Regions from separate parts of the Homo sapiens genome. Here region 2 is linked to region 1. Evidence: chromatin loops called from intact Hi-C (ENCODE). Cell type or tissue: OCI-LY7. All regions are shown on one strand. Links, peaks and the distances in the headings refer to the core of each region. The heading gives the core; the rest is flanking DNA.

Region 1 (14,541 bases), core at 1,693-9,692:
TAATAATAACTGAAAATACCTACCTCAGAGGGTTGTCGTAGAGATCAAATGAGATAAAAATATGTAAAGCATGTAGCCTAGTGCCTGACTGAAAAAAAAATCTCTCAATAGATGCAACTCTTATGATTCTTATTAAGGACTTGGCTATTGCCACAAATGAAGGTGTTATGAGCCCTGGCTTAAGAGCAAGAAGCCTGCAAAGCTAACTCTCCTAATCCCAACATTCCTTTCCAGGGAAAGTAGGGTGACAGGTGGAGGCTGGGAATTAACGTTTTTTGAGCACCAAATATGGACAAGGCACAGGGGTTGGGTGTTTTTCTAGTGAGAATACATATGAAAGAAGGAAAACAAACTTGGAAACCGCTATTTTAAGCCATTTGGTAACAGTTTCTCTAGCTTATGAGATGAGAGAGGTCCTCTCAGTATCCGCTGCATTACTTGTGGGCCTCCTTGGTTGACGTCGCTCTCTGAACGCTTGGGGTGGAATTCTAGAGGTGCTTTTCATTAGAGGCAGAGAGCATGACCTTTCTTCCTTGCCCAGTTTAAATTAAATTATTTTATCTTACAATGTGTTAATTTTAGTGCTAGCAAGGCACAGCTAAAATTCCATTTCTACTTAGGAGTGGGGATCATTGTGGCAGTGAGTGCTTATTTGGGTTTGGGATGCTTGGATCTGGGTGAAAGCCAGGATTAAAAAGCATCCTCCTTCCCCATTCCACTCTCTAGGTTATAAATATTTTTTTGGATTAAAAGCCTCCTTTAAAAAAATGCAAATCCACCTGGCATGTTAATTGTGCAGGGGATTCCTAATTATGTGTGCAGATGACGTGAGTCACACGGTGATAGTGTTCCTTCTAGAGTCCCACTGGTGTCCTAAGGGAGGAGACTCTGGAGCTTTGTGTATGAAAAGGGATGGGCACAAGTCAGGATGGGGTGCACAGGTGGAGGCTGGGAGGCAGCATGACAGTGTGGGGGCTGGGGTGGGCTGTGAGAGCAAGGAGGGTGTCAGAGATGGAAAGGATGACCCCAGGGGGGTGGAAGGGTGCCAGAAACTTAGGGCTCCTCTGTGAGCTCTTTAGCCATTTGACTCTAGCAACTGCTTGAATGCCCTGAACAACCTTTTGACGACTTGCACAAGAAGTTGTCATACTGTTCCCCGGATGTGGACAGTTGTTCAGAGACCACGATCATGTGTCTGGTGTCTCACTGTGGAATAGTGGTTTCTAAAGCTGGCTGGACAGCAAAACCACCTGGGGAGCTTTTAAGAAACTGAAATTCCATGTCTCATACCCCAGCCCTCACGTGAGGTCCAGGAATCTGTGTGATTAAAAAATACAAGCCCCAAAACAACTTGGAAAGTGGTCGTTTTGCAGGTGGGGATTTAGGAACCAAGAATCCAGAACTCTCCTACCAGGGCCCCAGAAACCGTAAGTTGAATAAGTGCTGAAATGAGGCAAATTGATCTACTCTCTATTGTGATTAATATCTTCACACAGCAAGTATTTTCCTTTGTTTTGAGTTCATTCCTTGAGATGAGTTATCGGGAGCGGGGTGACTGGGTCCAGGATATGAGGATGTTTAGCTCAGTCATACCCGCATTTTAACACGCAAACGTACGGTGCCGCTCATTTAAAAACCAAAGTGTTGTATACATGTAGAAGCTATATATTATTCCGGGGCAGCCCAAAGAGGGGATGTTGCTTTCAAGCGAAAGCACCAAATCACATTCTTTTCTGGTAAAATAGAATACTAATGAATTGCTTTTGGAAGAAATTTCCAGAGCATTACTGAATGTTCAAGTGCTTCTTAGAGCACAAGTTGAACCTTTCTTATCTCTGCACTCAGTTTCTCGTAAAACTGAAGTCACAGTGACCTCTTCCCCATTTCGTAGAAAAGAAACCCAAGGAAGAGAGTGGTTAAGAAACAGAAGATACGGTTCTCATCACATTTGCCTGAGAACTACGTATAGTCATCCATTCAGTGCCTCGTTAAGTAAATAAATGATTGAATCATTTGTATACATGACCTCATGGAAAAAAGCACGGTAAAATGAATGTTTGAGGGTGGGTAGACAGAATTATTCAACCCGGACAGGTGTTAGATGTTCACTCTATCCCCCCCTTTTTTTTTGCATTAGGTTTTATTCATTATTTGCATCATCTATGGACCTAAAAGCATGCTCATTGTCACACAGATGGGAACAGGGTGAATTTTCAATGATTTCAATGAAAAAAAAAAAAAGATGTGCTGTTGCAAAATATCAAGGGAGATGTTTACAGTGGTGTTCTAGAACCGGCTTGCTCTCAAGTGCTGATTGTAATATTTTCAGAAATTTTCCAAGCCAGTGACATTATTGACTTCTCTTTATCTGTGTGATGGAAATGCTATATAATATTGTGCTATCTGAGCATCTGTTTTCAATTTTGCATTCAGCGATGTCATGATGGTGGCTTGAAATTGGCTATGGTAAAAGTACACTGTGAAAATCAGCAAACACAATAAATCAGGCTCCCCACCTTTTTTTTTTCGGGGCGGGGGGCAAGCATGTTGTTAAACGTTTACTAGCATGCTACTGAGGAACTGTGTAAAATACAAATATGGCAATTTGACGATATGTATCAAGAGCCATTAAAGTGTTCATACACTTTGATCCATTCATTCCACCCCTGGAAATTTATTCCGAATAAATAATTCAAAGAAAAGTAATATGCATGAACATATTCACTGTATTATCATTTATAGCAGCAAAATCTGAAAATACCCTGAACACTAAGCAATAGGAGTTCTGGCAACATTAACTCCATGAGTTTTTTTTTTTTTTTTTTTTTTTTTAAGACAGGGTCTTGTTTTGTCACCCAGGCTGGAGTGCAGTGTGTAATCACAGCTCACTCAGCCTTGACCTCCTGTGCTCATTTGATCCTCCTGCCTTAGCCTCCCAAGTAGCTGGGACCACAGGCGTGTGCCACCACACTTGGCTAACTTTTTTTTTGTAGAGACGGGGTCTCACTTTGTTGCCCAGCCTGGTCTCCATCTCCTGGGATCAAGTGATCCTCCTGCCTTGGCCTCCCAAAGTGCTAGGATTACAGGCACGTCACTGCGCACAGCCCATGGGTTCTTTTAAAGTCATTAAAAATCATAGTTATGATGGTTATGAAAATATGTTTGATATGATGTTAGGTTAGAAAATCAGAATTAAAAATTTTAATTACATTCTGATTTTGTTGTGAATAAGAATTAAATGTGAGCCGTAAAAAAATGAATGACAGCATTTGGTATGTTAGAATGGTGAAATAGTAGAATTTGTTTTTATTTTGTTTATTGTAGTCGTGGTGTGTGTTCATTTAAGAAATTTGGAGAACACCTGTTAATAAGTGATCTTGAGTAGTTTTAACATTTAGGAGGAAGGCTATGAGTTTTGTGAACCACATGGGGCTTTACCTTTAACCGGTAGATGTTACTGTGAATCCCTGGGCAGGGTATTGTAAAGGGAGTTTGGAGCTAGGCAGTGTGAGCTGTGGATGCTAAAGGGGTTTCTTTAGAGCAGCTTAAGGAGGAGGAAGAAGTAAGTAACTGTGTCCTGAGGACTTGCTAAAAGTAGACTGCAAGGACTGAGAAATAGCCCAGAGAAAAACTACCATCAAAGGCCAGAGAGACAGGCGAGAGAAGGTTTCTTAGGAAGAGACAAGGAGACGCTGATCTCAGAGGTGAACAACATGGATAAGAAATTAACTCCATTTTGACCTGAAAAAAATAGGGGCTGACACCAGAAAGGAAATGATTTTTGTAGAGCAATGGTTCTCAAGTTTTATTTATTTATTTATTTTTAGTTTTTTTTAAATTTTTTATTTTTTGAGATGGAGTCTCGCTCTGTTGCCCAGGCTGGAGTGCAGTGGCATGATCTTGGCTCACTGCAAGCTCCGCTTCCCGGGTTCACGCCATTCTCCTGCCTCAGCCTCCGGAGTAGCTGGGAATACAGGTGCCCGCCACCAGGCCCCGCTAATTATTTTGTATTTTTAGTTGAGACGGAGTTTCACCGTGTTAGCCAGGATGGTCTCGATCTCCTGACCTCGTGATCCGCCCGCCTCGGCCTCCCAAAGTGCTGGGATTACAGGCGTGAGCCACCGCGCCCGGCCAGTTCTCAAGTTTTAGTGTGTTTAAGAATCACCTGGATGAGTGCGGGAAGAGTTAACTAATTTAGCATCCAGGTTCCATCTCCATGCATTCTGATACGGTTGGTCTAGAGGTTGGCAGGAATATGCATTTTTAACAAATCCTCCCACCCTATGAAGACTCTGATGTGAATTGCCTGCAGATTACACTTTGAGAAACACTAGTGGAATAAATGCAACAGTTTGGTTTTGTCCAGGGAAGGTATATCTGTGAGTGTGTGTGTGTGTGTGTGTGTGAGAGAGAGAGAGTGTGTGTGTGTGTGTTGAAGGTGAAGCCGCTACTTAAAGGCTCAGAATTGAAGGACTTATAATGTAAAAGGGGAATGAAAACAGAGAAAGCCCAGAGGGACAAGTTATTTATTTGTTATAGAAACAAACAGCAAAAACCAGGAAGCTGTACTTACGATATTCCTTAAAGGAATATAGTTTGTGGCACAAAATCCTCTTCCACAGTTAAACAATTTTGTCCAGCACTTGAACCAATTAAAAGTAGCTGTGACTAGGGGAACTATGAGCACAGAGAAAGATGGTCATGGGGAGAGTCTGGGACCCATAAACATTCTATTTCAGGCCATCGAGCGGTGGTTATTAAACCCGTGGTAGAATATGGGAGTGCTACGGACAGAAAACACTCTGGACCTTACTGTATGATAACATTATGTTAAAGAAGAAAAGAAAGTATATTTTTTGATGAAATGTAGTATTTTATATACAGAACTCAGCACTCAAAATAGTAATAACAATTAGACTTATGCCACAACAACATTATATCACAAAATAAACATATGAAAGTGAATGACATCGCAGTAGCCACTGTTCTGAGATTATCTGCTTCACCTGGCTTTGGAAGTTTAGTGATTGTAATAGCTTTCAAATAGCCTTCAATGTCTCGTGCTCTTCTTAAAGTGGAGATGATTCTTTTACTTTAATCACATTCCCCATCGTCAGGGCCTCTGATCTCTTGAGACATGATGTGGTAAATCAAGGATAAGTTAACAACCCATCTTCACATTGGAGGCGCAAGTCACAGGGTCTGTCGGATGTGCAAGGGTCTAACGCCTGAAATCAGACCTCTTTCTACAAGCACGCGCTGACTATTCTATTCCCCACCTAACAGGGTTTTTCATGGACTGATTGGCTTGTGCTTTGGAGCAATGTTTCCTAATCACTAGTTTTGGTCACAGATTCGTTTGACAATGTGATGAGAGCCAAAGACTTTCTCACACAGGGCCATGAACATTTGCTGCACAGTCCTAGGGGATATAAGGACCCTCTAAAACCCATTCATGGACTCTCAGGGATCTAGAGGCCTCAAGTGAGGAGCTCTGCCCTCAGCAGAGGGAGCATTGCAGAGGAAGTTCTGGTTATTACTGACATCAGATTAAGCCCCTAAAGACAGAAATGCTGCTTCTCCAATTGATGGCTGAAATGAGGGTAAGATGGCGGATACAGGTGTAGTTTTATAGCATCAGATCCTTAAAATGAGTAGCATGTGGGGCTAGAGTTGTTTCCCTTCAGATAACATATGATTAATGCTCTAAATCCTTAGTTCTGAATTCTCTCATGTGAAGCCAGGGTTGGTTCCCATTTGGGAAAGCAGTCTCTCAAGATGCCACTTTAATGTCTTACTTATCAGCTCGTGATGCCTTGGGTGGCACAAGAAATGCAGGCAGGGCCGGGCGAGGTGGCTCACACTTGTAATCCCAGCACTTTGGGAGGCCGAGGCAGGCAGATCATCTGAGGTCAGGAGTTCGAAATCAGCCTGGCCAACATGGCAAAGCCCCAGCTCTACTAAAAATACAAAATTAGCTGGGCGTGGTGGCACATGAGCCTGTAATCCTAGCTACTCTGGAGGCTGAGGCAGGAGAATCGCTTGAATCCAGGAGACAGAGGTTTCAGTGAGCCAAGATCGTGTCACTGCACTGCAGTCTGGGCAACAAAGTGAGACTCAGTTTACAAGAAAAAGAAATGCAGGCAGGTTGTAAGCACTGATCTGGCCAACTCTAGAGTGTAGTGAGTAGTGTGGGGTCAGCTGATGCCCCTAAGCAACGTACTGGATACCCAGCCCAGCTGCTTTTAGGGTGAAAGGCATTAGCATTAGCCGGTGGGTAAAGTGCTCCCTTCTGGGTGTAAGATGTAGTTGTCTTATCTGAAGCTGAACATCTGGTTGGGCTTTGATAACTTTGAAGATAGTTCTTTTCCTGTGTAGCCTTTTGATCACAGAAGCCCTGTTGGTCATCTTCCATTAGTGGGTATCTGACCTGCAATTTGGGGAACTGAGTGTTTTCAGCTGAAAGCTCAGGGCTTTGTTCATTTCCTGTCCTCCCAGACTGTGGTATCAGGCAGGGTATGGAGACTTACCCCAAACCCGTCTGTTTAAATTAGCCAACCCTACTGGAAGTGGTAAGATGAGGCCACATTCTCATGTCACGGTCATACAGTGGATTGACACTGGATGAGAAAGAGAAACGCACTTCATCTTCATCCCTCCGGAGAAAAAGAATGTGAAATTGACTAAATACATGGTGAGTCAAGGTTCTCTTGGTGTGGGATAGCATAAAAATTGGAAATCTGTCTTTGAGATAGAAAGGGAAAATCTATAACAAATATGTTCCAGTAATCAGTGTGCCTTCATGTCTATAACCATTTTAATTATTGCACATCCATGACTACATTTCTTGTAAGTTTCAATATCTATTTTAATAATAATATTGCATCATACAGTCACAGCCCTCAAAACACAAATATTCCATGTACACCAAAGGCTGGTAGCAAAGTCTCTACTCCTCTTACCTCCTGGAGATTATTTTCCCCTGCCAGGTCATTATGTCTAGCAACCTAGTTGCCCATGCAGAGAATGGACTGGCACAAATCTCTTCCTTGGCTCTTTTCCTTTCTTTCAGGCAGGACCCCTACTTTTAATTTGTCTTCCCTCCAGGTCCAGCTGTCACCTTCTTGAGAGACTCTAAATATACAACCCTTACTACGAACCTTTTTCTCCCTTTCTTGCATTTTTTTTTCTCAGTTGCCACAAAAAATTCTTCTGGTCTTTGTTCCAGTTTTGAGCTGAAAATGATCCCAACTGTGGTTGAGAAGCATAAGAATGCCTGTAATTATTCCTTCTAACAAGGAAAAGGAAACTCAATATATTTAGAGTCAAATTTAAATGATGTAAAATCAATTACAAAAACCTTTAAGGGGCCTAAAAGTCCCCTTTGGCATACTTTTTCTTGATAAAACCTGATTTTCCTCAAGCTCTACTCTTTGGGCAGTAACTTGCTGAAAATTATATCAATAGTAGTCTTTCTCTGTCTTCTTCATGTGATAAGGAAGTAGGAGAGAGGGTTGGAGGCACGTACAGGAAATAGGAGGGGAAAAGCCAGAAAAACCCTTACTTATTGACAATACCACAATTTCCTATATGTGCCAAAACAATATTGTCACTATATTCCTAAACACAGAATATCCGGCAATATCAGAGAAATATCTATAATAATTTCTACTTTAAAAATATAATAGTAATGGATATTTGTTGTAGCAAATATGTCATATGCCTTTTAGGTTAAATATACTTGTATACATCTTATTTGTAAGTGTTTATGTATTAAAATTGCCATCAGGCTGGGCGCGGTGGCTCATGCCTGTAATCCCAGCACTTTGGGAGGCTGAAGCGGGCGGATCACGAGGTCAGGAGTTCAAGACCAGCCTGGCCAAGATGGTGAAACCCCGTCTCTTCTAAAACTACAAAAATTAGCCAGGCATGGTGGCAGGCACCTTTAATCCCAGCTACTCGGGAGGCTGAGGCAGGGAATTGCTTGAACCTGGGAGGCAGAGTTTGCAGTGAGCAGAGATCGTGCCACTGCACTCCGGCCCAGACAACAGACTGAGACTCCATCTCAAAAAAAAAAAAAAAGTCATCATCCCAGTGTTTTTCCTCCACGATGTGCAAAATCTATAGAAAGAAGCATAAACATTGCTTCCTAATGTGATAGAAATACAGCTAATAATTGTAGGATCATTTGAATTAACAAAAGGCAACTATGAGTATTTTTTCTGAGTCCTATAGCTATCTTTCCTTTTTTTTCATCCTCTACATTTCAGGAAAAGCAATTGAAATGTACATTGTGGCAGTGTTTCTATTACATTCTAGAGCTATGAAAACACATGGATGGTTTTCAGGATGCAGCAGGAGGGTTCTACGTAAAACGTCGGTCCAGAGTTCAAACCCCAAACTAATAGTTTTGGATTTCCCCAAGTACTACCCACTTAATATGTCACCAGGAAAGACCCATCACACACATATATGGAAGGAAAAATTAAAGTTTCTCCTCCAGCAGGGGCTAGATGCTTGTGGTTTCTGTTTAAAAACTAGATGGTGGCCGGGCACTGTGGCTCACGCCTGTAATCCCGGCACTTTGGGAGGCCAAGGCGAACGGATTACCTGAGGTCAGGAGTTCGAGACCAGCCTGGCCAACATAGTGAAACCTGGTCTCTACTAAAAATACAAAAATTAGCCAGGCGTGGTTGCTCACACCTGTAATCCCAGCTACATGGGAGGCTGAGGCACAGAATTGCTTGAACCCAGGAGGCGGAGGTTGCAGTGAGCTGAGATCATGCCACTGCACTCCAGCCTGGGCAACAGAGTGAGACTTGGTCTCAAAAAACAAATAAATAAATAATAATTTAAAAAAACTAGATGGTACAATTGTGTTAAAAAAAAAAATCACCAGCGTTTTCAGCCTACGTTTATATCTACTTTTTTTTGGACCTGTGACCGATCAACCTTAAAAAGTTATATTATCTTCCAGCTTCCTCTGATTTACTTGTCCTTTCTTTGGAGGACTAAAATGATCATACTCTTTTTATTTCCCTACAATCAATCGAGCTATTTGGAATTTAAATGTTAGTGCTCCTTCCTTTATAAATTTGGTCGTGATTGATTTTATTTCTCAACAGGTACGTAGCTCATTATTTTATCCATTAATTATAGTTACTTTTTGTTTCCTTTGCCAATTTTGGGAGTGCTTAACAACTCTTAAGAACTGTTTCATTAACGAATTAGTAACCAATGTAAAATGCAGAATAAATAACAAGTTCAGTTGCCTTTATAGTCTTTAAGGTTTGCTTAGAAACTTTTAAATTATAATCAAGTTTTTTCTTTTCCTACCAAATATTGGCCAAAGTACAATTTATAAACAATATCATCAGCCAGTCAGGAAAACGAGCTAAATATTCCTTCTTCTCTCCACTTAATATGCTCTGTTCTCAATTATTATTTTGAATTTTTTTAGGAGGCTTTCGAAAGGCCTTTTTTCAGAAAAATTGTGAGTTTTGGGCAGCAACATGAATGATCAGCTTTAAATTGTTCATAGTCTTTGACCATGTTTAAGAATTATTCCTAAGACAACAACGCAAGGTGTTTTATTATAAAAGCAAGACTTCTCAACACAATGGTGTCTGCTAATAATAGAGAAACCAAGAAACAACTTAAAATGCCCAACAGAAATGTATAAGGTGATAAAGGTGACAAAGTGAGACCCTGTCTCAAAAAATATATACATATAATATTTGTATTTATAATATAAAAAGGCCTATATATGTATTCTTATACATGAATTCAGAATATGGAGGTAAATAAATATGTTAGAAATTATCTAGTGTGTGATAAGATTACATGATTTAAAATGTTTTTCATTTTTTCCTGTCTTTTTTATAAGTAGCATATATTGTTTGTATATAAAAAAGGCCAATAATCCTTATTAACAGAATGTCAGTTTTTGGTGTGAGGTTAATAAAGAAATTAGTTAAAATGATTCTGACATGAGAGTTTTTTCTGACATTTTGAAAGAAACCTAATGCTTTGAAAGCCCTAAGTCTATAATTAAATTGTATCTAATAAAATTTAGAGGCTCTTTAGATTTAGAGGGATTTTGAGTTTCTCAAAGCATAGAAAACGACTTTTAGTGAGAGATGTTGGAATTATCAGTTAAGTTTGTGAGTGGTTTCTGTTTTTAAAATATGAGATAATTAGCATTAGCTAGTATCAGGCTTTAAGCAAAATATAAAATATTCAAGTGATGAATACAGACGATTATTTCTACATTTTAACCTGTAAAAAGGTTCCCAAAGAGATTTTTTTTTCTTTTTTCTTTTAGTGAGACAGGATGTCACTCTGTTGCCCAGGCTAGAGTGCAGTGGCATGATGATGGCTCACTGCACCTTCCACCTCCTGGGGTCAGGTGATTCTCCCACCTCAGCCTCCCGAATTGCTGGGACTACAGGAATGCACCACCATGCCGGCTAAGTTTTGTATTTTTTTGTAGAGATGGGGTTTCACCATGTTGCCCAGACTGGTCTTGAATTCTTCAAGCATATTCACCCACCTCGGCCTCCCAAAGTGCTGGGATTACAGGCCTGAGCCATGGCGCCCAGTCAAGAGATCCTTTAAGAAGCACATTTTCCTTATGCATCTTAAATATTCAATTAGAAAAGAATTGACTTTCAAATATTTTGAAAGACATATCTTCTAGGTAAATCATAAATATATTCATTCTGTGTAAAGTAGGAAAATAAAGGAAAATTACCTTGTATCTTTTCATGGCCATTTCTCTACACAGTAATACCAAATATCTAAAAGTTTGTTAATTCAAAATGCCAAATATTAGTTGGAATATCATATAACTCTTTGAAAAGTTGATTCGTTTAGTGAAAAAGACTTTTCCTCTTAAACGGAGTGAAATCTCGTGTCTGATTTGTGTAATATTCCTGATTACATTGTGTGCGTGTGTGTGTGTGTGTGTGTGTGTGTGTGTGTGTTTCTGTGTTTCTTTCCGGCTTGGTTTAACAATAATTCATGATCATAAGAGGACAGCTATTGCTTGTAATGAACCCAGCTGATCAATGAACAATGCTTTGTATAACAATTGTGTAATTGAAAGTGATACAATACCTACCAACGGGGACTTAAAGCAACCAGGATTCATTTCTCCACGTAACAGGAATTCGGAGGTCTGCGTTTCCGGCCCTGGGCCAATGGCTCAATAAGACTGCCTGCCATTTTGTTGTCTTTTGTCATGGCTGCACGATGATTGCTGCAGCTTCTAGCCATGTACTCCATTCAAGACGCACGGGAAGGTTGGGGTGGAAAGGAGGATGAGTTGGCAGTGGTTGTCTCATTTTCCAGGAAACCAAGAATTTTCCCGGAGGCCTCCCAGATATCAGCTTCCGTGTCATTGGTAGAACTAGGTTACACAGCCACTCCAGCTGCCGTGAAGGTGGGAAACAGGAAATAGACTTATTATTAACAATTCCCTTAGAGCATACATTCCTAACAGGCAGGGTGGGTGGGTGTGGGGAACATGGTGGAGAATAGGGTGAGGGTTGTGGTGGGGCGTAGATGGGGTGGTGCTGTTGATATCATCCCTTAAGGGAAGGATATTGCTTTTGTGGGAGGGAAAAGGCAGGAAAAATATCCCACTCTATATGTATAAAGCACAGTTATACATACAGCATATATGCAGACATATAATTTGTCTATGGTATTAAAATTTCATGCATGGGGCAATTAGGAAAAAAGCGTCTAAAAATGCTCTTAGGGAGATGATGTTGAAAAAAAGTTGAGAAATACTGGGCTAGACCAAACATGATCCATTGCCTGAAGCTTACGTATTATCTATTACTGATGACAAAGAGAGGCACAGGTATGGAGTGGCAAACTAACAATGCGTGCCGTAGAGAATGTCATACATTAAATTAATGAACAGCTTACTTTATGTTGTAATTGTTGTTGGTCTTCTCTCATTGTACTGTAAACATCTTAAAAGTGGGAACTGTGTCTTATTTCGATGTATATCTTTGTATATTAGCACACTAGTCCCTCAAGAGGTATGTTTTGTAAGTTGAATGGAACAAACAACATTTTATTTAACATATACTTTATTTCTATTTTTTTTAAATTTTATTTATTTATTTATTTTGAGACAGCCTCTCTCTTTCTCACCGAGGCCAGAGTGCAGTGGTGCAATCTCAGCTCACTGCAACCTCTGCCTCCTGGGCTCAAGAGATTCTTGTGCCTCAGCCTCACAAGTAGCTGGGATTACAGACGTGTACCACCATGCCTGGCTAATTTTTTTGTTGTTGTATTTTTAGCAGAGACGGGCTTTCACTATGTTGGCCAGGCTGGTCTTGAACTCCCGGCCTCAAGTGATCCGCCTGCCTCGGCCTCCCAAAGTGTAATGTTGATTATTTTTAATGGCAAAAATGAAGTGATGCAGGAAGACATTTAAGCGTCATAGGTGATGTCTTGGGGGTAGTTTCACAGGATTTTTAGCGAGCTGTTTGATTGCTCTTATGTGGATGGTACAAAGACCAAAAGAGGTTTTGCAAACAGTGGAGTCATAAATGATTGTGCATGAGATAATTAGTTCTGATAGTTCCGTTAGTTTGTTTGTAAGAGATGAAAAGGAAATAAAATGGAAAAAGAGAGAAGATTTGTTTTGTTTTGTTTTACTTTTTAGCTGGATTGTTTTTTCTGTGCCTAAGCTGCTTCAGTTGTAAAATGGGAATTATAATGTCAAAATCCTTCCTTCTCGAATTGTGATGGTCAAATGAAAAGCTGTCTGAGAAAGCTGCCCCGAGCTGTCTAACAGTATTCCTCCAGCTGGACTATGCTTCTGAGTCATCCGATGCTTTAAAAATACATCTTCCCAGGAAAACATTGTAAACAACTCCCAGGGTACATAATGATTTAGATGATTAAATTTGGAGGCTGCCCTGACTTCACTACCCTGGGCCTCAACTGCTTTATAAATTATGAATACAGATACTTCCTAGGACTGTAGGGTGGATAGCAAATGAAGCGAATTAACTGCCAAATCCTTCCTTAACATCTTCGTTATGATCAATATTATGAACCTAGGCAATCTTCATCCATACATTGGACACTTGACCTTGGGATGGATTAGACTTCCTCAGTTTCCTTTGTCCTCTGTGCAAAATCTAGAATATTGCCAGCCTATCGTCAGAGTGCAACACGTTTGAGGAATTATTGCATGATTGATATTGTTGAGAGTTCAGATTAATGTCACTTCAGATAATCCACAGATGACATGGAAAACTGGTGGGCTACCGGTGCTATTTGAAGTCAACGAGGGCTTGCACTTAGCTGGGAATGGGCGAGAGAATAGGATTAATGCCCAGGAAGATATATCTTCTGATCCTCACCTCTCTTTTGTATATAGGTGATTTTTTAAAAAACTTCCTTCTCCTCCAATCAAAACTGGCTTTGAGGAAAGAATGGGACTGGATGCACATTTGTGTAAACATGCTAATGGTAAAAAAAAGTCTTTACCTTTCAGGGATATTTGCATTTCAACAAAGTACCAAACCTCAAGAGAAAGGGCTGCTCCAAGGATGGAAGATATATTTGGTAGGGAGAGGACTTTTTATCACCCTTGATTCACTCCATGTAAGCAGGGACCTTCTGGTAAGATGCTCCCTGATGGGGACTTGTTGGATGCTGGCCGTGCCAGCTGGCTGAAACCCCCAGGGTCAGACTTCCTTGCAGGGGATCCTTATCATGTGGATGGCAGCCACTGCTGATAGATTGGGGAACTGCTTCCTTTGCCATCTCCCTATAGGGAAGGTTCCCCTAAACTGAGTCCCTAATAATCTCAGAGCGAGACGTGTGCTGTGGGGATCTTATCATCTTATCAGATTTTTCTAAACTATAGTCCTTCTTAGAAGTGAGAGGCCCAGAACACTCTACTTTATGCAGGAATAGCAGAGATGACTCATGGTTGGGAAGACACTAGAATTCAGCCAGGAGAATATCATTAAAAGAGGGAGAAGGGAAAACAGACTTTTTGTGTGGTACAAAAACAAAACCCTCTGTATCATTATGTGAACAACGGTGCAAAAAAGAGGAGACACAGTTTACCCATGGGTAGCTAACTATGATAGTGAAAGTTGCCTTGAACCTTGTTTTAGAAAAATGGCAAGTGTGGGTCTCACTCTTCTAGTTCCTGACTTCTCTCTCTCTCTCTCTCGTTTCTCTTTTTTTTTTTTTCTCTCTCTCTCTCTCTCACACACACACCCATCTTGGGCCAGGTTTGTAAAGCCTCATGGGAAATGGAACACGGAAGAGTCTTCTGGGAGGTTTTAAAATTTAATTTTAGTCAGATTTAGTAAGATTTCTTCATACAAAACAAAACAAAAATTCTCTAAAAAAAATCCTTGTTAGGGTCTGGTTAAGACAACTAATAACAACAGATGTGAGGGCATAGTTCCTAGTTACCAAAGAATCGCTCTGGTGAGAGAGGAGTGGAGGCAAAAATTCCAGATGGTACCTGGGTAGCGATTGCACTCAGATGGG
Region 2 (16,211 bases), core at 4,377-12,376, 850 kb before region 1:
ACTATTTTTCAAATTTAACTTCCAACAACCTCAACTGGAAAAGAAATTAATACAAGTATTTTAAAAAATAATAGGGCCAGAGGCTCATGCCTGTAATCCCAAGACTTTGAGAGGCCGAGGAAGGCGAATTGTTTGAGGCCAGGAGTTTGAGACCAGCCTTGTCTACGTGGTGAAACCCCATCTCTACTAAAATTATAAAATTTCATCTCTACTAAAATTATAAAAATTAGCTAGATGTGGTGCTGCACGCCTGTGGTTCCAGCTACAGGTGGCCAAAGCGCAAGAATCGCTTGAACCTGGGAGGTAGAGGTTGCAGTGAGCCCAGATCGCACCACTGCACTCCAACCTGGGCAACAGGGCAAGACTGTCTCTAAATAAATTAATTAAATTAAATAAAAACACATATATCACATTCAAAATAAGTTTGACAAATGCTGCATACTATATCACTTTCTGAAGGAATCTTTAATACAAACATATTTTGGTTCTGATAAGTTCTATAATAAAATTGTTTGAAATTTTACTTGAGCATACAGCCCTCTTCTCACAGGACTTATTAACATCTCAGAGAGCTACGTATCTCAGAACATAGTTGATTTATTTATTTATAATTTTTTTGTTTTTTCTTGAGACAAAGTCTCACTACCCAGATTGGAGTGCAGTGGCGATCTTGGCTCACTGCAACCTCTGCCTCTGGGATTCAAGCAATTCTCATATCTCAGCCTCCTGAGTAGCTGGGATTGCAGGCGCGTGCCACCACGCCCAGCTAATTTTTGTATTTTTAACAGAGAAGGGGTTTCACCATGTTGGCCAGGCTGGTCTCGAACTCCTGACCTCAAGTCATCTGCCTGCCTTTGCCTCCCAAAGTGCTGCGATTGCGATTACAGGCATGAGCCACCGCACCCATCCTTAGAACATAGTTTAAAGCACTGTTCTAAGGGATATACAATAACTTTAAAATTTTAAAGCTCCTCAGAAGAAATTATTACCTGAATCATAGATGATCCTCTTTTTCTTGCTTGGTTGCTTTTGTTTGAAGTCATCCTCTTTACGGGAGCTATTTACCTATAAACATCACAATATAATTAGAACATAAAGAAGCCTATATAACTATCTTTTTTTTTTTTGAGACGGAGTCTCACTCTGTCATCCAGGCTGGAGCGCAGTGGCACGATCTCGGCTCACTGCAAGCTCCGCCTCCCAGGTTCACGCCATTCTCCTGCCTCAGCCTTCTGAGTAGCTGGGACCACAGAAACCCGCCACAATGCCTGGCTAATTTTTTGTATTTTTAGTAGAGACGGGGCTATCCTTTTTTCTCGTTAGATTTGGGCTCAGTCGTTTTAACCAGGGGGAATTTTGCATCCCCGCCCCCCAGAAGGCATTTGTCAATGTCTAGAAACATTTTTACTTATCACAAATGGGGGTAGGGAGGTTTACTGTCATGTAACAGGTAGATCAGGGATGCTACTAAACATCCTACAATGCACAGGACAGTCCTCCACAACAAAGAATTCTCCAGACTAAACTGTCAGTAATATACCCTTATTGGCTAAAAATAGGCCAGACAGTAACTGTACCACAATGGGAAAAAAATAATTACAGAAAACGCTATATTATTATTCAGCTCCATTTTCAACACTAACCTATGTATACAACAAAGAATAAAAGGATATCAGATATTACAAGGCAAGTGCTTCCTGAAAATGAAACGACAGAAACAGGAATAAATGCTAAGCTAGTGGCCTACCACTAGCCAATGCCTGTTAGGAAACTAAATAGAACCAGCCAGGCTCAGTGGCTCACGCCTGTAATCCCAACACTTTGGGAGGCCGAGGCGGGCAGATCACCTGAAGTCAGGAGTTCAAGACCAGCCTGACCAACATGAAGAAACTCCGTCTCTACTAAAAATACAAAATTAGCCAGGCGTGGTGGTACATGCCTGTAATCCCAGCTACTTGGGAGGCTGAGGCAGGAGAATCGCTTGAACCTGGGGGGCAGAGGTTGCAGTAAGCCAAGATCGCGCCATTGCATGCCAGCCTGGGCAACAAGAGCAAAATTCCGTCTCAAAAAAAAAAAAAAAGTACTAAATAAAACCAATGCAAAAGGTATTATTATATATTTTGTAGTTAAACATCACATTTCTAACATATTCAAATTTTCTCAGAAAGCATCAAGAAGGCAGTGAAAAAACTGATTGTAATCAATTATAAGGTAGAAATAGAAACTATTTCTATCCATTATAATAAAACTTCAAAAACATAAGAACAATCAACTAGCTTGCAAGAAAATGGAACAAATGAGCAATTATAATTTATATATACCACTGGATCAAGGACAGAGTCAGAATCAACCACACCTCAAAAGTAAGAGAAGAAGGTATCAAGTAAAGGAGAAAGCCACAGAAAGAAATCCCAAATTCTGCCTGTAAACTTTACCCAAATCTCTGGCTATCTCCTGAATTATACATATGTGGAACAACTCCTATAGCTTAGCTAAGGTTAAAAGAATTGAATAAAGATTTCAGCTGCTGCCCATTACAGGGGAGACAAGAGTTTGGAGCTTGAGTACAGCCAAGATCAATGCCTGATAAACCAAAAGAACACTCTTTGAAGGAATAACAGGATCCAAAGTTCCTACACTGTATCGTTCACAATGTCCAAGATAAATCCAAAATAACTAGAACATGCAAAGAGGAAATGTGACCTGTGGAGGCTAATTTCATATGTGAACCTGACTGAACCACAAGATGTCCAGATATTTGGTCAAACATCATATTAGGTGTTTCTACAAGGGTGTTTTTGAATGAGCTTAATATTTAAATCAATTGACTAAGTAAAGCAGACTGCCCTCCCTAATGGCATTAAGCCTCATCTAATCAGCTGAAAGCCTGGAAAGAACAAAGGCCAACCCTCTGCTGAATGAGAGGGAATTCCTCCTGCCCGACTGCCTTAGAGCTGGGATATCTCTGGGACACTTTCTTCCTGCCGTTGGACTCCAACTAAAACATCAGCTCTACCAATTCTTGGTAATAAATCTCTCTATGTATACACACATACATCCTATTGGTTCTGTTTCTCTACAGAACTCTGACTGTATAATACAGATTTTGGTACCAAGAAATGGGATACTACTATAAAACAAACAAACAAACAAAAACAAAACAAAACCTAAAATACAGAAGTGACTTTGGAACTGGGGAGAGGCTAGATATTTTCTAGCATGTAGAAAAAGCCTAGACTGCCATGAAGGAACTGCTGGTAGAAATATGAACGTTAAATGTAATAACAATGAGAGCTGATGAAGAGAAGAGAAGAGCTAGAGAAGAAGCCTCTTTCATCTCAGAGAATACATATATCATCATGAACAGAATGTTGGTATAAATATGAATGTTAAAGGCCAACCTGGTAAGGTTTTACATGGAAATGAGAAAGAGATTATTGGAAATTGGAAGAAAGACAATTCTTATTATAAAGTGGCACAGAACTTGGCCAAGTTGTGTCCTAGTGCTTTGTGAAAGATGGAACCTGTGAATGATGAAATCAGATATTTAGCTGAGGAGATTTCAAAGCAAAATCTTGAAGATGCGGCCTGAGTCCTCCTGACTGCTTGTAGTCAAATGCAAAACGGAAGAGATGAACTAATGAAGAAACCGGTCAGCCAAAAGGGACCAGAACTTGAAGATTTGTAAAATTCTCAGCCTGTCCGTATTTCAGAAAATGAAAAAGCAAGTTCTAGGCCAGGTGTGGTGGCTCACGCCTGTAATCCCAGCATTGTGGGAGACAGGCCAATCACTTCAGGTCAGGAGTTTGAGACCAGCTTGGCCAATATGGTAAAACCCCATCTCTAGGAAAAATACAAAAAATTAGCTGGACATGGTGGCACGCGACTATAGTCCCAGCTACTCAGGAGGCTGAGGCAGGAGATTCACTTGAACCTGGGAGGCAGAGGTTGCAGTGAGCCGAGATTGCGCCACTGCACTCCAGTCTGGGCAACAGAGCAAGACTCTGTTTCAAAAAAGAAAAGAAAAGAAAAGAAAAGAAAAGAAAAGAAAAGAAAAGAAAAGAAAAGAAAAAGCATGTTCTAAAGAGAATAGCAACGGTGTAGCTGGAGTATCACTTGATAAAGAGATTATGGGATTATACAGGCAAAAACACTGTCAGTTTGAATTGAAGAGGATGGAGAAAGGACAAAATGAAAGAAGGCTGTCAGACTTCTGAGATTCCAGTGACAGGACAACACAGCTATTCTTCAAGAAAAGGGAAGAATGGCCCCAAAAGCAATTCAGAGATCAACCATCAGAACTCCCTCTTCAAAAGATGGAGCTTGGTTTCAACAGATGAGACAGCCACCACCCAAAGCCTTGTGGGCAGGATGGCCCAGCAGAGCTGCAGAAGCAGGACAGCTGCCTGTGACTGTGGGGGTAGGGCCACTAACCCAGTGGGTCTAGAGGGCAGGGCATCAAGCCAAAGAGTTTATTTTCAAGGCTTATGTTCTGATTGAATTTGCCTTGCTAGGTTTTGGACTTGTTTGGGATCCATCACCCCTCCCTCCCTTCTGATTTCTCCTCTTTGGAATGGTAATGTCTATCCTATATGTCTGTTCTACTATCATATTTTAGAAGCACATTCCTTATCTGGTTTCACAGGTTCACAGCAAAAGAAAATTTTCCCTCAGGATGATTCATACCTCAAGTATCACCCATATCTGATTTGGATGATATTGACATGAGACTGTGGACTTCAGACTTGATGCTGAAATGAGTTAAGACTTTGGGGGCTGTTATGATGGAATGAATGTATTTTGCATGCAAGAAGGACATAAATTCTGGGTGGCCATGGATGGAATGTTATATCCTGAATGTCTGTGTCCCCAAAATTCACACGTTGAAGCCCTAACCCTCAGGGTGGCTATATTTGGAGTTGGAACCTCTAAACAAGTAATTAAGGATAAATAAGGTCGTAAGGGTGGGGCTCTGATCTGACAGGATTAGCATTCTATAAGAACAGACACCAGAGTGCTCATTCAATCTCTATCTCTCTTTCTCCACCAGTGCTCAATCTCTCTCTCCACCCATATGCACTAAGAAGAGGCTATGTGAGGACAACACGAGAAGGCAGCCATGTACAAAGCAGGAAAAAGGCCCTCACCAGACACCTAATCAGCCAGTACCATCTATTTTGTAGTATTTTGTCATGGTGGCCTGAACTAACACATGACCCAAAGAATCAGGACAAAAGGCATTTAATGAAGACCAATTTTGATACAACACAGATGTCAGAATTAGCAGATAAGAATTTTAAAGCAGCTACTAGGCCGGGCACGGTGGCTCACACCTGTAATCCCAGCACTTCAGGAGGCCGAGGCAGGTAGATCACCTGAGATCGGGAGTTTGAGACCAGCCTGGCCAATATGGAGAAACCCCAACTCTACTAAAAATACAAAATTAGCCGGGCATGGGGGCTCATGCCTAAAATCCCAGCTACTTGGGAGGCTGAGGCAGGAGAATTGCTTGAACCCAGGAGGCAGAGGTTGCGGTGAGCCGAGATCGTGCCATTGCACTCCAACCTGGGCAATGAGAGCAAAACTCCATCTCAAAATAAAAACTAAAGCAGCTACTATAATTACACTCAAGGACATAAAAGACAGAAATTAAAGCTACAAAAAAGAAACAAATGAAAATTCTAGAATTAAAAAATACAATATGTAAAATAAAAATTCACTAGATAGCCTTAACAGTAAATTGGTGATAAAAGAAGAATCAATGAACTTAAAGACAGAAAGAGAAAGTACTCAATCTGAAAAAAAGACTGATAAAAATGAACAAGGCTCAATGATCCGTGAGACAATATCAAAACTCCAACGTTTATGTAATTGTAATTCAAGAAGAGAAGAGAGAGAATGAGGCAGAAAAAATATTTGAAGAAATTATAGCAAAATGTTCCCAATTTTGATAAAAGATATAAATTTACAGATTAAAGAAGCTCAGAAACCAAAAATGGGATAAACAAAAGAAAACCACACTCAGGTAAGCCATAGTCAAACTGCTGAAAACCAAAAATTAAAAAATTCTTTAATGAACCATGAGAAAAACAACACACATGAGAAAACAACATCAATGACTGGAGGCATCTCATCAGATAAACTAGAAGCCAAAAAACAGTGGAACATCTTTAAAAGGCTTAAGTTTTTTAAAAAACAGTCAACCCAAAATTCCATATCCAGCAAAAATAACCTTCAAGAATGAAGGCAAAATAAAGACATTTTCAGATTAACAAAAACTTATAGAGGTTTATCACCAACAGACCTACACTACAAAAAATGCTAAACAAAATTCTTCAAGTTGAAAGAAAATGATATTAGACGAAAACTCAGATCTTCAGTGAGAAATGAAAAGCATCAGAAATAGCAAATACGTGCATAAAATAAAAACAGCAATTTTTGCCTTAATTTTTTTAAAAAATACACATCTATTTAAAGTAAAATTACATTGAATTGTGCAGTATTAACATATGTAGGTGTAATATATATGACAACTAGGGCATAAAGAATGGAGTGAATGGCTGGCACGGTGGCTCACGCCTGTAATCTCAGCACTTTGGGAGGCCAAGGCGGGCAGATCACGAGGTCAGGAGATCGAGACCATCCTGGCTAACACGGTGAAACCCCGTCTCTACTAAAAAATAGAAAAAATTAGCTGGGTGTGGTGGCGGGCGCCTGTAGTCCCAGCTACTCGGGAGACTGAGGCAGGAGAATGGCATGAACCCAGGAGGCGGAGCTTGCAGTCTGCCGAGATTGCACCACTGCACTACAGCCTGGGCGACAGAGCAAGACTCTGTCTCAGGAAAAAAAAAAAAAAAAAAAAAAAAAAAAAAAACTTATAAGAACTGAGTTTATTTTACATTTCATTCAATGCAAAATTATACCCAGAAAACTAACCTTGATTTCCTTTATTCCTTTCTTTGCTTTTAAAGTTTCTTCATCAGACTTTGTTTTCTCATTCTTCTTTACTGTTTCACTTACAAGTTTCTTTCCACTTGGTATTACTCCAAAGAATTTCCGAATGTCCTAAAAGCAAAAAACAGGAGATTCACGAATAAACATTAACCGCATAAAATTATAACTTCAATTGTAAGATGGGACAGCTTTATGTACACACTGGGTTACCCTGAGTAATTTTTCCATACCAAGATAGTTCCACGAATATAGTAGCTTTCTTTTCATGTGCAAAAGTTAACTGATAACTTTACCTGAGTTAAGAATAATTTGTCGGCCAGGCGCGGTGGCTCACGCCTGTAATCCCTCCACTTTGGGAGGCCGAGGTGGGTGGATCACTTGAGGTCAGGAGTTCGAGACCAGCCTGGCCAACATGGTGAAACCCCGTTTCTACTAAAAATACAAAAAATTAGCTGGGCATGGTGGCAGGTGCCTGTAATTCCAGCTACTTGGGAGTCTGAGGCAGGAGAATTGCTTGAACCCAGGAGGCAGAGGTTGCAGTAAGCCCAGGTAACACCACTGCACTCCAGCCTGCCTGGATGACAAAGCAAGACTCCGTCTCAAAAAAAAAAAAAAAAAAGAATAATTTGTCTAATAAAGAGTAATATAAATTCTCAGAATCAGGCCAAAAACAGGCCAAAATAAGCAAGTGATATTTTTGCTAATGACATCAGAGTTATTAAAGAGGCAAGTGGCAGTTACTTATTATTGATCATACATGCACATACACATACACATCCCATCATCCCAGGCATAGCTGGGGAGAAGACAAAGTTGGAGAATATGATCCTTGTCTGTGGAACATATACTCCAGTATGAAAGAATAACTCTCACAACCCTAATCATTCCTGGCAACTAAAAAGCTTCAAATTGTTTTCCTTTATATGATTTTTCAACATCCTGAAGAAAAAAAACCTTTGATGCTTATTACAATATGCTCTTTAATTACCCGTGTTAAACCACAGAATTCAAATTAATCACACTGAAACATTTACAATGTAATTTACAATTAAAATCACTCACTTTTCCTAACCTTTGCATAGTCTTCCCCACCTCTCTAAAATTTAGTTTAAGAAACTGTGGTATAGAGGAAAGGGAACAGACCTTAGAATCAGAAGCCTTAATTCAAATCTGTGCTCTAGTGCTTTTTAACTGTGTGATCTTGGGCAAGCTACTTTATCTGTTTTCTCCTCAGTAAAGTGGGACTAATACTGACCCTTTATGTGGATTAATTATGCATCTACCACAATTCTGGCCCAGTAAAAATCTTACCCTCACCTCATTTCTGAACTATCATCCCTTCATATTACTGAAACACTCTGTTTATCATTATCTCTGCTTATAGAGAAGGGTATAAGAAGAAAAAATAATGAGAATGTAGGATCTGAATTCCAAAGAACTGGATTTAAGAACCACCTGTATCATTTTCCCTCTTCCTATCCTTGATGGTTGTAATCACCAGTTTTTATCACTTTTTATCCCTACAACCTACCTCTCTTTATTGCCTGAGAGAAATGCCTATAAAAGTACTTTGTAAAGTGTTAAGAAAAGTTAGCAATTATTTCCTAGATCCTGACAATAATTGTCATACTCTTACAATGTCAAAAATCCCAAATAAGTGTGACACACACACACACACACACAAATAACTGTGGCTAAGCCAATAAACAAAGCAGATAATTGAAGTACATAGCATGTTAAATAATTTTTTTAAGGCCAAGTAAGGTAGCTCATGCCTATAATCCCAGTACTTTAGGAGGCCAATGCAAAAGGATCACTTGAGGCCAGGAGTTCAAGACCAGCCTGGTCAACATGGTGAAATCCCATTTCTACTAAAAATATGAAAATTAGCCAGGCACGGTGGTGCATGCCTATAATCCACCTGCTCTGAAGACTGGAGCACGAGAATCGCTTGAACCTGGGAGGCAGAAGTTGCAGTGTGGCGAGATTGTACCACTGCACTCCAGCCTGGGCGACAGAACGAGACTGTCTCAAAAAAAAAAAAAAAAAAAAAAATTAAAAAAAAAGATTAAAGACTTCTCTGGCTTTATATCCTCTTTTGTAAATCTCCTAGTTACAAATCCATCCTAATTAAGTCTAAGTTTAAAAGATACTGCTTACAGACTGGGTGTCTCAGCTATGAAACTGAGACATCTGTATCAGATGCTAAAGAGGAGAAGAACAATAAAGAAAACCACAGTCTTTCCTATAATTACAGAGAATCAAGTCTGAGGCTGACAACTACTTTATTGCTTCTGGAGCAAATGAGTTTCGTATCAGTTTCACTTTTGAAATTACACAGTGATTCTTCACTCAAACAATCATGACTGTTCTAAGTGAGCTCATAGATGGAAACATTTTAAAAATAAAAAGTAGTGATTGTTTAAACACATACACACAAAGACAGAGTGATAGTGCATGTGTGCCATGGAAATAACCAAACTGTAAATTAATAATCTGGTTAAAGCAAGTGGTGGTTTTCAACCTGTTTTCGGACCAAAAATGCTTAAAACTGAGAAGAGAAAGAAAACAAAATGTAATTCAGGAAACAGAGCCACTGTTAACACTGATCTGTCTGGTTTTTGTCTGTACAAAAATCTGCACTGCCACTCCTTAGCACTGTTACACCATTTCCTCCCTACGTAATTATTTCCACTCACATCCTCCTTTCTTTCCCTTTGCATTACTTTACCCTACTCCCCTAAACTCCCCCACACTCTGATGGCAACGTAAGAGTTAAAGAAATTGCAGCATCGTAACCTAACTCAGTATACACTAAAAATCAAAGCTTTTAGAAAATAATTTTCATCAGAATGGAAGCCATTCTACTCATACTTTTTTAGAACTATCTCCAGTGTGAGCAGCCATCTGAGGTATAAACATCTAAGAGGCAAAGGTCAGCAATTTGTCCTTAATTTATAGCACGTGACTTCACCTGACTGTTCCAATTAACATTTGCTGTCCAGTGTTCTAGACCTTCAAAGACTTCATGAAATGCAGAAAAACAAGTCTAACTCCCAAATAATGAATCTAAACACTTCTCTTGCCTGCACAGAATAATTCTTGTTGAGCATATGAGTGGAGAAAGGAACAAATATTTAAATTTATTTTTCAATCTTGGCAAGTAGAAGTCCCTCAAAGCAGAACATCAAGGCCAGAAACCATCCCTAAAGAAAGGCAGATTTTACTACACAAAAAGTGCCATAAACAAAGTTAAAATGCAAGCAACAGAGCTGGGCACTGTGGTGCACACCTACAGTCCCAGGTACCAGACAGGCTGAGACAAGAGGATTGCTTGAACCCAGGAGTTCAAGTTCAGCCTGGACAACATAGTGAAACTATCTCAAAAAAAAAAAAAAAAAAAAAAAAGCAACTAACTTAAAAACATCTACAACAGGCTGGACACAGTGGCTCACGCCTGTAATCCCGGCACTTTGGAGGCCGAGGCAGTTGGACTGCTTGAGACCAGCAGTTTGAGACCAGCCTGGCCAATACAGCAAAACCCCATCTCCACTAAAAATACAAAAATTGGCCATGTGTGGTGGTGCACACCTGTAATCCTAGCTACTCAGGGGGCTGAGGCACAAGAATCGCTTGAACCTGGGAGGCAGATGTTGCAGTAAGCCAAGAATGCCCCTTTGCACTCCAGTCTGGGCGACAGAGCGACACTCATCTCAAAAAAAAAAAAAAAAATACACACACACACACACACACACACACACACACACACACAACAGGCCAGGTGTGGTGGCTCACACCTGTAATCCCAACACTTTGAGAGGCCAAGGCGGGAGGATCATTTGAGCCCAAGAGTTTAATACCAGCCAGGGCAACACAGGGAGACCCCCATCTCTACAAATAAAAAAAAAAAAATCAGCCTAGTGTAGTGACACATGCCTGCATGCCTGTAGTCCCAGCTACTCAGGAGGCTGGGGTGGCACTTGCGCGCCAAGAGTTTGAGGCTGCAGTGAGCCATGACCATCACACCACTGTACTCCAGCCTGGGCAACAGAGCAATAACCTATCTTAAAACACACACACACACAAAACTTGTAAAAGGGTTCCTACAAATCAATAAAAGATAACCTAACCAATAGAAAAAATAAATAAAAGCTCCTAATAGGCAAAGTATAAAAGAAATGCAAATAGCCAACACACATAAAAAATGCTAGATGTCACAAATAAGCAGATAAGTTAAAACTTGATCATTTTCCCCTAAGTTTTAGAAGACTGATAATGCCCATATCTGTCAAGGATGTGGGGAAACAGATGCTCACGCACTATACTGCTGATAAAAGTGAAAACTGGTATAACCTTGGCTGGGCGCAATGGCTAACCCCTGTAATACCAGCACTTTGGGAGGCCGAGGTGAGTGGATCACGAGGTCAAGAGATCGAGACCATCCTGGCCGACATGGTGAAACCCCATCTCTACTAAAAATACAAAAATTAGCTGGGCATGGTGGCACACACCTGTAGTCCCAGCTACTTGGGAAGCTGAGGCAGGAAAACCGCTTGAACCCGGGAGGTGGAGGCTGCAGTGAGCCGAGATCATGCCACTGCACTCCAGCCTGGTGACAGAGCGAGACTTCACCTCAAAAAAAAAAAAAAAAAACACTGGTATAACCTTTATGGAAGGCAATCTAGCCACACTTACCAAAATTTTAAAGGTACATACCCTTTGCCCAGTAATTTCATTTCTAAAAGAAATGGTAGGCAGGGCGTGATGGCTCACACCTGTAATCCCAGCACTTTGGGAGGCCGAGGCGGGTGGATTACGAGGTCAGGAGTTCCAGACTGGCCTGGCCAACATGGCAAAACCCCATCTCTACTAAAAATACAAAAATTAGCCGAGCTTGGTGGTACGTGCCTGTAATCCCAGCTACTCAGGAGGCTGAGGCAGGAGAACGGCTTGAGCCCGGGAAGTGGAGGGTGCAGTGGACCAAGATCACGCCACTGCACTCCAGCCTGGGGAAAAAGTGCAAAACTCCGTCTTAAAAACAAAAAAATTCATTGAACACATGAACGGTTATTCCTCAGGCCACTGACCTTCACAACTGCACTCAGAAAGAGAGGTTCTTGATTATGTAAACCAAAATAAATGGTAGATTTGTTTTTAAAGATTATGTATTAAAAGAATCTTTTAATTGGGATTAACTTTGTGCTATGACTTTACCTAAGAAATTTTAAGAAGGTATTAAATTAATGCTGATTATATATTATTTCTGAGCTAAGTTAATAAAACTGAGTTTCTATAATTGATTTTCTGTTACTCTCATATTAAAACATTGTGGCTACAAAAAACAAAAATATACTTTCACTTTTAGTAGGACATTTCCTCTTCTTTAAAATTTATTTTAAGTCAAACTAATAACTTTTTTAAAGAAATCAGAAATATCTCTAGATTTATAATTGATGTTACTAATTTAACAGTCTAGCATGGGTCTCAAAAACTTCTCTGAGGAAAACACTGGTGAGTGAAATATAAGTGTGGTCTGAAAAACTTTTGAACAGTAACAAGTTCTAGCTAGGAAGAATTTTAAGAGCCCGCATCAACTTTTTTCATTCAATCATTCATTTATCCATTCAAGAAATATTTACTCAGAGCCTTTTATGGACCAAGAACTATTTTTGATGCTTGGGATAAACAAAACAGGCTAGGTCTCTGTTCTTGTGAAGCTTTCATTCTACTTTCTGTTCCTAATCTTTCTTTAATCCATCTTTAGAAAACAAAGCAGAGCACAGAAAAGAAAGAACAGAAGAAATAAAGCACACTGAGGGAACAGAAATAGAGAATAGAAACTACTTCCCCTACTCACCCCAGTATCTGTTAAGTCTACCTGAGAGGCCACTCCCATGACAGCAAAAAGACCCATTTCTACTGCTGTTGTGGCAAGAGGGAAGAATAAGATTCTGAAGTCATAATATTTACTATCATTGAGCTTTAGACTACGCATTCAATGAAATACTCTATCACAGAAGTTTCCAGGTACCTGATCCAAAAATACAAATCAACACAGGCATATTAAAATAGCAAATGGAAATAATTATCTAATTTAAGTTTAAAAAGCATCTTTTCATACCTGCATAACTGGGATAACTAAAGCATTTGAGACTGTTTATGCCTGATCTAATGGTTTATTTCAGAATTTTGACATTTTCACCAGGGCTAATGTACTCCGATTATGGTTTTTATTCATCCAGGAGCTAACTTTTTTTTTTTTTTCCCTTGAGACAGAGTCTTGCACTGTCGCCCAGGCTGGAGTGCAGTGGGGCGATTTCAGCTCACTGCAACCTCCAACTCCCAGGTTCATGCAGTTGTCCTGCCTCAGCCTCCCAAGTAGCTGGGATTACAGGTGCCCATCACCATACCCAGCTAATTTTTCTGTATTTTTAGTAGGGACAGGGTTTCACTATGTTGGCCAGGCTGGTCTCAAACTCCTGACCTCATGATCCACCTCCCAAAGTGCCAGGATTACAGGCATGAGCCACAGCGCCCGGCCCAGAAGCTAGCTTTTTACAACTGACTTCTGAGCCAAAAAAATCAAATTTAAACTACTTAAATGAACACAGAAATAAAGTCCAACTGGGCCAAGCGCAGTGGCTCACACCTGTAATCCCAGCACTTTGGGAGGCCAAGGCGGGTGGATCACCTGAGGTTGGGAGTTCGAGACCAGCCTGACCAACATGGAGAAACCCTGTCTCTACTTAAAAATACAAAAATAGCCAGGCATGGTGGTGCACACCTGTAATCCCAGCTACTAGGGAGGCTGAGACAGGAGAATCACTTCAACCTGGGAGGCAGAGGTTGCAGTGAGCTGAGATCGCACCATTGCACTCCAGCCTGGCCAAGAGCAAAATTCCGTTTCAAAAAAAAAGAAATTAAGTCCAAACTGAAAATAGACCTACAACATAATAAAATAACTGTATTTCTCTAGGCAATATTATTTGTCGCTAAGTGTTTTAATAGCTTAGATATAAAGTCATGCAACAGTGCGAGAGATGTTTTTATACCAGGAAGTTTTACCTTCTAGTTTATTTGTATTTTTAGTGGAAATATAAAGTTCACTTGTAATTATTCATTCCTCTAATATTTGTGGAAAACGCACCGTGAGCCACGCGCTATATGGCAGTTCCCTCTCCTTGTGACCCCTGCCCTTACAGAGCTTATATGCTAGTGAAGGAAGTTGTCAACACCTGCAACAAGTTGCTCATTTATTAAAATAAGCCAAAATGTGTGCCAAGGAAACAAAGCAGGTGCTCTCCCACTAATCATGCCAATTGTTTTTATGCTTTTGTGGATGAAAGCTACACATATTTTCCACGGAAATACGAAAAAACAAACATATGCACAAAACTTTGTATCCAATGTTAGGGGTTTTCCCCTAAAGCCTATTGGGAACCCCAAGTCAAAACTCCGGAACCACACACTCACACTGTGCGAACTAACTCACACCTACTTAACCCCAGTACCACTTATGTACATACCGATACTTCCTAAATCTTGTGTCTGTTTCTCCAGACCAGCTCTGAATTCCATATTTATGCAGCCAACATGCAGCCAAATCCATCCCATTGCAAATCTCCCAAAGGTGCCTCTAACTAATAATGTCCTCAACTAAATTTATCTTCAGCTGGGACCTGCTTCTCTCCCTTTATTCCCCATCTCCATGCATAGCACCACCATTCACCCAAAACAGAAACATGGCCACTGCTTTTCCTCCTCCCTCTGGCCCTCCACCTAATCATCCAACCTAAACGATCTCCCAAATACTGCTGTCTTCTCCCCTCTATTCCCACTGCCACTGCCTTGATTCAGGACTTCTTTTGTTTACTTAACACAACTTTCTAGAGGCCTCACTCTGTGCCATGCAATGATTTGAGCACTTTTAAAATATAAAGTCATTCAGCCCATCAATCAACAAGTAGATAAAGAAACTGTGGGAGATATATATATACAATGGAATACTACTCAATCATAAAAAGGAATGAATTAATGGCATTCGCAGCAACCCAGATGGGACTGGAAACTATTATTCTAAGTGAAGTAACTCAGGAATGGAAAACCAAACATTGTATATTCTCACTCACCCATAAGTGGGAGCTAAGCTATGAGGATGCAAAGGCATAAGAATAATACAATACGTGGTCGCTCAAGCCTGTAATCCCAGCACTTTAGGAGGCCGAGGCGGGTGGATCATGAGGTCAGGAGATCGAGACCATCATGGCTAACACGGTGAAACCCCATCTCTACTAAAAATACAAAAAATTAGCCAGGCATGGTGGCGGGCGCCTGTAGTCCCAGCTACTCAGGAGGCTGAGGCAGGAGAATGGCATGAACCCGGGAGGCGGACCTTGCAGTGAGCCAAGATTGCGCCACTGCACTCCAGCCTGGGTGACAGAGCGAGACTCTGTCTCAAAAAAAAAAAAAAAAGAATAATACAGTGGACTCTGGGGAGTCAGGGAAACGGTGGGAAGGAAGTGAGGGATAAAAGACTACAAACTGGATTCATACCTACTACTTGGGTGATGGGTGCACCAAAATCTCACAAATCGCCACTAAAGAACTTACTCATGTAACCAAATACCACCTGTTCCCCAAAAACCCATGGAAATAAAAAATTTAAAAATAATAATAAATAAATAAAAATGAAGGCAACACAAAAATGTTTTCTTTTTTTGGCCGGGTGCAGTGGCTGACACCTTAACTGCAGCACTTTGGGAGGCCAAGGTGAGTGGATCGTTTCAGGTCAGGAGTTTGAGACCAGCCTGGCCAACGTGGTGAAACCCCATCACTACTAAAAATACAAAAATCGGCCAGGTGCGGTGGCTCACCCCTGTAATCCCAGCACTTTGGGAGGCCAAGGCGGGCAGATTACTAGAGGTCAGGAGTTTGAGAACAGCCTGGCCAATATGGGGAAACCCCATCTCTACTAAAAATACAAAAAAATTAGCCAGACGTGGTGGCATACGTCTGTAGTCCCAGCTATTTGGGAGGCTGAGGCAAGCAAATCGCTTGAACCCAGGCAGCAGCGGTTGGCAGTGAGCCAAGGTCGCGCCACTGCACTCCAGCCTGGGTGACAGGGCGAGACTCCATCTCTATACAAAATAAAATTAAAATAAAATAAAATAAAATAAAATAAAATAAAATAAATACAATAAAATAAAATAAAATACAAAAATCAGCCTGGCATGGTGGCGAGCACCTGCAGTCCCAGC

The links. Peaks named below come from ENCODE experiments on the same cell type or tissue, not always from the same donor. Only the 100,000 strongest peaks of a DNase experiment are listed, where the experiment ranks them.
Region 2: a loop joins it to region 1, with 10 times the contacts of the local background. A loop is called at or near these places in 4 of 110 quality-filtered maps.

The regions. Positions count from the first base shown.
Region 1 is chr4:40,199,139-40,213,679 of GRCh38, forward strand. The region is part of intron 1 of RHOH (ras homolog family member H); the gene reads left to right. Among named protein-coding and RNA genes, the nearest start is that of RHOH, 9.4 kb to the left of the region's middle. RefSeq lists enhancers at 5,842-5,901, 14,264-14,313. In OCI-LY7, for the core only: no CTCF peak of the experiment used is centred there; DNase peaks (open chromatin) are centred at 1,993, 2,891, 5,553, 6,413 and 1 weaker place; H3K4me3 peaks cover 7,948 bases; H3K27ac peaks cover 7,949 bases.
Region 2 is chr4:39,344,412-39,360,622 of GRCh38, forward strand. RFC1 (replication factor C subunit 1) reads right to left here. Exons shown (of 25, transcript NM_002913.5): 2 at 6,937-7,065; 3 at 990-1,065. Among named protein-coding and RNA genes, the nearest start is that of RFC1, 14 kb to the right of the region's middle. RefSeq lists an enhancer at 9,684-9,733. In OCI-LY7, for the core only: no CTCF peak of the experiment used is centred there; DNase peaks (open chromatin) are centred at 9,230, 9,630 and 10,920; H3K4me3 peaks cover 4,011 bases; H3K27ac peaks cover 4,685 bases.